2 separate regions of the Mus musculus genome follow, and region 2 is linked to region 1. Evidence: chromatin contacts called from ENCODE POLR2A ChIA-PET data. All regions are on one chromosome and are shown on one strand. Each heading gives the region's core, a stretch centred on a gene start or an enhancer-like site at or near the end of the contact. The rest is flanking DNA. Distances are from core to core; before and after follow the strand shown.

The links. ChIA-PET counts read pairs that join two places held with the same protein, here RNA polymerase II (POLR2A).
Region 2: POLR2A ChIA-PET joins it to region 1 with 28 read pairs in Patski. The contact joins the promoter of Ppil3 here to the promoter of Cflar in region 1. POLR2A ChIA-PET finds 5 or more read pairs at or near these places in 2 of 5 experiments (Patski and embryonic stem cell).

The regions. Positions count from the first base shown.
Region 1 is chr1:58,711,724-58,715,094 of GRCm38, reverse strand. Cflar (CASP8 and FADD-like apoptosis regulator) reads right to left here and starts at 1,809. Exons shown (of 10, transcript NM_207653.6): 1 at 1,436-1,809.
Region 2 is chr1:58,444,016-58,447,386 of GRCm38, reverse strand. It overlaps Ppil3 (peptidylprolyl isomerase (cyclophilin)-like 3), which reads left to right and starts at 1,901. Exons shown (of 7, transcript NM_001285827.1): 1 at 1,901-2,241; 2 at 2,748-2,798. The coding sequence starts at 2,796. It overlaps Nif3l1 (Ngg1 interacting factor 3-like 1 (S. pombe)), which reads right to left and starts at 2,236. Exons shown (of 7, transcript NM_022988.3): 1 at 1,753-2,236.

The sequences.
Region 1 (3,371 bases), core at 560-3,059:
TACAGAGTGAGTTCCAGGACAGCCAGGCCTACACAGAGAAACCCTGTCTCGAAAAAAAAACAAAAAACAAACAAAAAAATCAGAAGATACCACAGTCTTCTTCAACTGAAGAGTTCAATGCAGAACACAGTCTCGAATAAGTGGTAAATCTGATACCGAGTTGGCAGAACTTAATTCTTTCAATGTGTTCAACCAAAGAAACCCCAGAAAGAGGAAAATAATGAAGCTAAGATTTGTTGTTGTTGTCTTTGTTGTTGTTGTTGTTGTTGTTGTTTTCTGGCATTAAATGGACAAAGAAAAAGTGGCTATGAGTACAGATCATCGAATGAGCATAAATATAGAATAAGGTACAAAGAGCAGAAAGAGTTCAATTTTACCTAGAAAGACAAGGGCACACAGACAGACAGACACACACACACACACAGTCTTTTTCTTTCAATAGTGACACAAAGGAAGAAATTGTTCCCCAAAGCTAAGAATTGAAGAGGGAGGAGAAAGAAAGAAAAAAAAAGAGCCAATGAAACAAATCCAAGTGGCCACTGCACAAGATGGGGAAGGAGGGGAAACTAGGATGGAAACAGAAAAACAACACCACAAACATCTGTTCTGAAAGACTGTTTGGAGAAAGAATACGAAAAGGAGCTGGATGGCTGGGGCCAAGGGAAGATTCCCAATTTTTTTAAAGGCAACCAAAAGACTGTATTTGAGTACACCAATGTATGTGACTAGAACCAGCCACCTCTGGCTGTCGCTAGGGAATGGACTCGTGGGAGGTGGGGGCAGTGTCTGTATTTACTTTGCAGGTATATTTTATTTATATTATAACTTGCCTGAAAGGTTTTGGATATTAAAATGCAATGCAAAATAAGAAGTAAAATCCTTAGTAAGGAGCAAGACAGCTGCCCCAGGTGGGGTGTCAAGTCTTCCCAGAGGTGAAGGTCAGCTAGGGCGTCATAACACAGGTAGTGCTTCTTGTTTCTGAGATTTAAGAGAAATAATGCTTTGAGTATAGGAAGGCCCTGGGCCAAACCCTCACTGCCTCACTCTTGGCCAGCAGGCTTCTTGCCAGGATAAGCTGTCCTTGAGCTTTGTCCAGGCAGCCTCTACGCTGGGATTATAGAAACAAACAAAAAACACCCAAGTACCTTGTTCGAAATTTCACGCCATCCAGAGTCACACACTAAATTAACAAGGAGGCATTTGAGTCCAGTAACAAGTTTAATTTAATAAGTCTTTGGCTCTCTTCAAGAAAGACTTGGATTTGAATGTGCCACAAGTCTGGAGGTGCTGTGAGTGGATCCCCAAAAAGCACAGAAGGAACCAAGAGTGGAAGATAGGAAACGAACACTTTCCTACATTAATCAGGAGTCAGCTCTCCAACTTCCCAAGTCCCTTTGGGAACTGCAAGAATAGGAGGGGTTCTGGGATTACTCACACCGGGCGGTCGCCGGCCCATCCCACTCAACAACGGCTTTGTCGCCTGTCTTCGCTGGAGACCACCAGAAAACTGGATCGAACGAGACACTGGAAAGAACACAGAGAGGAGCAGACTCTTCAGTAGGCGTCCAGGAAAGTTAGCCTGCGGAGCTGGCCCAAGCTGCTAGCCAGGTGACGCGCCCAGCGAGCCCAACAGGTTCAGGAATGAGATGCGACCGCTCTCTCCCAGCGATAAGGACGTCCCCAGAGTACTCTTGCGGGGGCAGAATCGCGAGTGTGAGCAAAGAGAAGGGCTCCGAGAAGATGAGAATGGCCGCCATTTCACCAAAACTGAATCGAGGCCATTGCTGAATTCCACAATCCTAACAAGAGGGCGGAGGAAAGTTACAGGAAGCCAGAGAGGAAGCCAACTTCCGCCTCTAGGGGCGAAACTGACCAGTCAAGGCTCAAAAAAAAAAAAAAAAAAAAAAAAAAGAAAGAAAACCCCAAAGACCGCACATACCCCAAATCCCGCCCCCCATGCTACTTCTCTGAAGGAAGGAAACACCCCACTTCCCACCCACCCACCCCCCACCCGGGTTTCTCGCAGCTTGGGAAACTAGGTTAGCAAGTGGTGACTTGCTAAAGAATTAAATGTCATCAAAAACAATGTACAACATAAAACTTCTGGAAAAATCCATTGAAGCTGAGTGTGGTGGTGTACGCCCAGCTTTGGGGGCGGGCGGGGGTGGGGTCGGCTGCTGAGAGAAGATTTTAGCGGTCAAATCGCTTGCTTACCCAAAGCCTCCACCTCCGCGCCCCACCCCGCCCCCCACCCCCCACCCCCCCCCCACTCCCCCCCCCCGCTCCAGCTGCCAAGTGAGGTCTCTGCCTTCAGAAACCCTGTGCTCTGGACATTGGTCACTGAATACACACAGTACCTAAGTGTCATCCCAGCTGGTTGGAATAAAGACTTTCAATAGGCTATGAACTTTGGCTACGTGGTTATCTCTGGTGGACTCCCAGGAACAGTGACTAATAGCGACATACTCTCTAATCCTAGTAATCCAATCAGGAGGCAGACACAGGTGGATCTCTGCACAGTCTAGGGCAGCCTGGGCTACACAGTGAGTTTAAGGAGAGCCAGGGCTGTATAGAGAATAGAGTCCTGTCTCAGAATACCAAAAAATAAAATAAAAAAATAATTTGCTTACAAACCAAGCTTGTTTGTGATACCAGAGAGCTGAGCTTTCTGCTTTGTTCAGAACCTTTTGTAAACTAGGAGGTCGACCTTTTATCTAAAATCTCTTCTTAGGTTTTAAATTTTAGATCATCCCTATTGGTCAAGGCCTGACATATGACACTCCCTTCTGGCCCCACCCCTTTTACTGTTAAAAAATTTTTTTTCGAAGGTTACCTGAACCCGGAGGATTTAATTAGACTCCTTGAATTTACTTCCAGCGAACTTGTCCACCAAAAGAGAGAGAGAGAGAGAGAGAGAGAGAGAGAGGGAGGGAGAGAGAGAGAGAGAGAGAGAGAGAGAGAGAGAGAGAGAGAGAGAACCAACTTTTCGAAAGGAAAGCTGGAAACTGGACAGTTCAACTCCAGGAAATGAGTAATTCTCTAGATGTTTTGTGCTTGACTAATTGTGGCTCGGCCAGCAAAGTTAATCTTTAGTTTTCCGACAGGAACACAGGAATGCTCCCCCTTGGGGGTTTATGGGTGCTCCCTCCAGTCCTCAATGCAGTCACTACAGCTCCGGGGTGCCTTAGGGTCATTAAGGGTCACTTCCCTGAAGATCCCATCCCCTGAACACACCAGGCCTCCTTGAACTGGGAGTTGTTGCCACCTGTGGTCGCCCTGAGCCCTGGTTCTTACCCAGCCAGCAAAGCCAGTAAAGGAGCTACAGTCCTCCGCGCCCTCCCGGGCTCCGCCCGCCATCCCCTGTGCGCCAG
Region 2 (3,371 bases), core at 652-3,151, 270 kb after region 1:
CCACCACTGCTTCAACCTTACACCCTGTATCTCTGCTGCACACAAACGCACAAACCCACACTCCAAGATATTCACGTAGACAGAATAAAACTAACACATTCAAGAGGCTAAGCTGTAGCTGAGTTGGTAGAGTGCTTAGCTACCATGCACAAGGGTTTGGTCCCCAGCACCACTGGGTGTGGCGGCACACATCTGTGATCCCAGCACAAGGGAGGTAGAGGGTAAGCCAGCCTCAGCTATACAGTCAGTTCTAGGGCAGCACGAGCAAGAACTGAGGCAGACAGGTCACTCCACAAACGCACAGAGCCAAGGCAAGAAAAGGCCAGAACTGCTGCCCCTGAACACACGTCAACTGCTACACAGAGAAACAGAGAGGAAAAGCACTGGGCCCCTACCCACATATTCCATGGCTGTGCACTGAATGGTGGGAGAGTAGTGTCACCAAAGAACCAAAACAACTCAAAACAGTGTGATGTGCAATCTGAGAGTTAATAGAATTGAATAAAGGAAATGTGTTTGCCTCAAACAGGTATTGTAAAAGTATCTTTTATTCACCTGGTATAATTGTCGTCTCCCATCTCTCTGCTAAGCTAGGCCTAGTTCTGGAAGCTTATAGCCTCCATACAATCTTATCTAGGCCTATTATGTTTTCAGACTCTGAGAATTACTGCCGAATAAGCTCACCCTTTCTAGTTCTTTCTGAGCTTGCGCTGGCTGGCTGGTTCAACTCAGCTGTTCTGGCTCAAACTCCTCTCCAAGCTGCCTGATTCATCTGGCTTCTCTCTCAGCCTCTGACTGAATGGTTCTGCATGGCCTCAAACTAAGCCTGACAATCCTCTCTAATCTTCTGGCTGCTTCTTGTTCTTTGGCTCAGTCTGTCTTCACTTATGCATAGCTTGTTTTCTCTATCTGCATCCTCTCTATATATAACTGTCCCAGTAAAAACTGCCCCCAGTCTCTCTCTGCACTACCCCTTAAGTAGCCCATCTTTTCTCCCTGTTCTGGAGAGAGCTGGGCATATCCTATTCTGTCAAATCTTTCTCTGATTCCTCACTTTGTCTGCCATTCAATTAGACATCACTTTCAAACATGGATGCTTCCTTCTACAAACTAATTTTACCTTCATTGTTTGAGATTAAAGATGTGTGCTAAGGGCACACCACAACTAGAAAGGTTCCTCCCACCCACCATCGGTAAATAACACAATCTCGGGGGTTCACAGTGTGACCAAACATCCTGTAACAAGCTACCAACGAGACTGATGTAACTTGTGGCTTTCTTGTTATACAATAAACTTCTATTGTGAGATGACACGACCACGTCCCGGTGTTTTTCTCGGACAATGTGCTCACAGTACAGACACATTTAAAGCATTATTTGAATGGGCTGGAGCTGCCGTACAATGGAGAGATGGGAATATCCATTGTCAATCTACATGATCTTTAGCCCTCTGAACAGCCACTTGCTATTTTTCAATTACACGAGAGCTCTCTTTGCACTTGCGTGTGGTTTTTCTTTCATTTACGCATGGCTCAAGACCTTTTCCAGAATAATCAAGGGCCGCGTGGCATAGCCTTTATTCCTGGAGTCAGCACCCTCACCCCTCCTGCAGCAAGGCAGTTTTCATCTGCAACCTCTCCTTCTATATTCATGTTCCCCCGGCCCTCTGCAGTCACCACAGCCAGCCCGATGTGCACCTCCAGCGAGAAGAACAGACAGCCCCCGCGAGCCCTTCAGTGGTTCACAACTCACCAGTCGCAGAAGCTCTTTCAGTGTATCACTTCCGCTCTGCTCTGAAGCTCCTGGCTTTGTGGAAAGAGTTGGGCAGAAGTGGTCCTGTGCGTTCTGCTTCCGACTCCAGGCCGCTGTGTGAAGTTGGGCGGAAGTTGTCCTGTGCGTTCTGCTTCCGACTCCAGGCCGCTGTGTGAAGTTGGGCGGAATTGGTCCTGTGCGTTCTGCTTCCCACTCCAGGCCGCTGTATGAAGTTGCTGGGCGACAGCGGGTTCTGCTTCTTAGTGAGGTTGTGGGTAGAGCTCTCAGGGGCCGAGGGGTGAGGTGCGTGGTCCTCCGAGTCCTAGTCGGTGTGATGAGGAGAGACTGACGGGAGAGTAGGGCGTCCCCTGCGGAGGGCTCCGGGCTTCACTTCTGTGGCGCACAGACACGCCTTTGGAACCCGCAGGCATGCCGGCCCTTGTAGTTGAGGCTTTTCCGTTCCCGCAGCAGTGGTGCTGAGCGCAGTGGGTGAGTGTGGGGGAAAGGCTTTTATCCTTTTCTCCGTGCACTCAAACGCCTGCTGCGCCCCACGTTGGTGCAAATTTATTTCTTGGGATCCTCGTGGTGAACTCTCGGGCTGGAGATGGTATTCCTGGGACTTTTAAATACGATTGATAAGTTAGCAAGATGTGGCGTTTGGGAAAAAACAAAACAAAAGTGTGAAGTATAGAAATGTATTGTACAGACGTCTTAAGTAAAGTAGGTGTCCCGGGTAAAGGGAGCTCCAAGTGCCTATCTAGAGCACTAGACCTGGAGGTGGGGCTATGCCTCCCTTGCAGAAAGCCTTGAAGAAAATGAGTAAAGTAAGTGCGCACTGGGGTGGCTTGTTGCATTGGGTAGGATCAACACTTTTATGATAGGATTTTCATTTAGAGGATGCTAGTCTAAGCTTTTCGTTGTAAATCTACCATAAAGATGAACAAGTATGGTGGGAACTTGATAGGGTAAAGTGAACTAATTCCTCTCTCTTGTAGGAGATTTGAAAAATTAAACAGTGCTTCCTAGAACCATCAAGAAGGAAAATGGTGAGTATGTATCATAGAATTATTCTAACTGGGTGGTTGGTTGCTTGTTTCTAACCCCTTTGGGTTCCCTGGAGCTGGAGACACAAGCAGATGTGGGTGCTGGGAACTGAACAGGCCCTGCTGCAAAAGCAACAAGTCCTGGTACCTGCCAAGCCTGCCCTCTCAGCCGCCCATTACATGGTTTTTAATTTGTGTGTGTGTGTGTGTGTGTGTGTGTGTGTGTGTGTTTTGGTTTTTTGAGACAGGGTTTCTCTGTGTAGCCCTTGCTGTCGTGGAACTCACTCTGTAGACCAGGCTGGCCTCAAACTCAGAAATCCGCCTGTCTCTGCCTCCCAAGTGCTAGGATTAAAGGCATGTGCCTCCACGACTGGCTGTTTTTTAATTTTTAATGAATATTTTTTTGGAGGAAGTCAGACAGGATAGTGAGTGTGTAGCTCAGTGGCAGAGTGCGTTCCTAGGATAAGGAAGGAGAGGGGAAGGGAGGGGATGTGGCGAGGGAGAGACTGTGTGTACCAGTATAGAGGGAACAAAGTAGAATAAACAAGTGGACATGATCATTACAACGTTACCCTG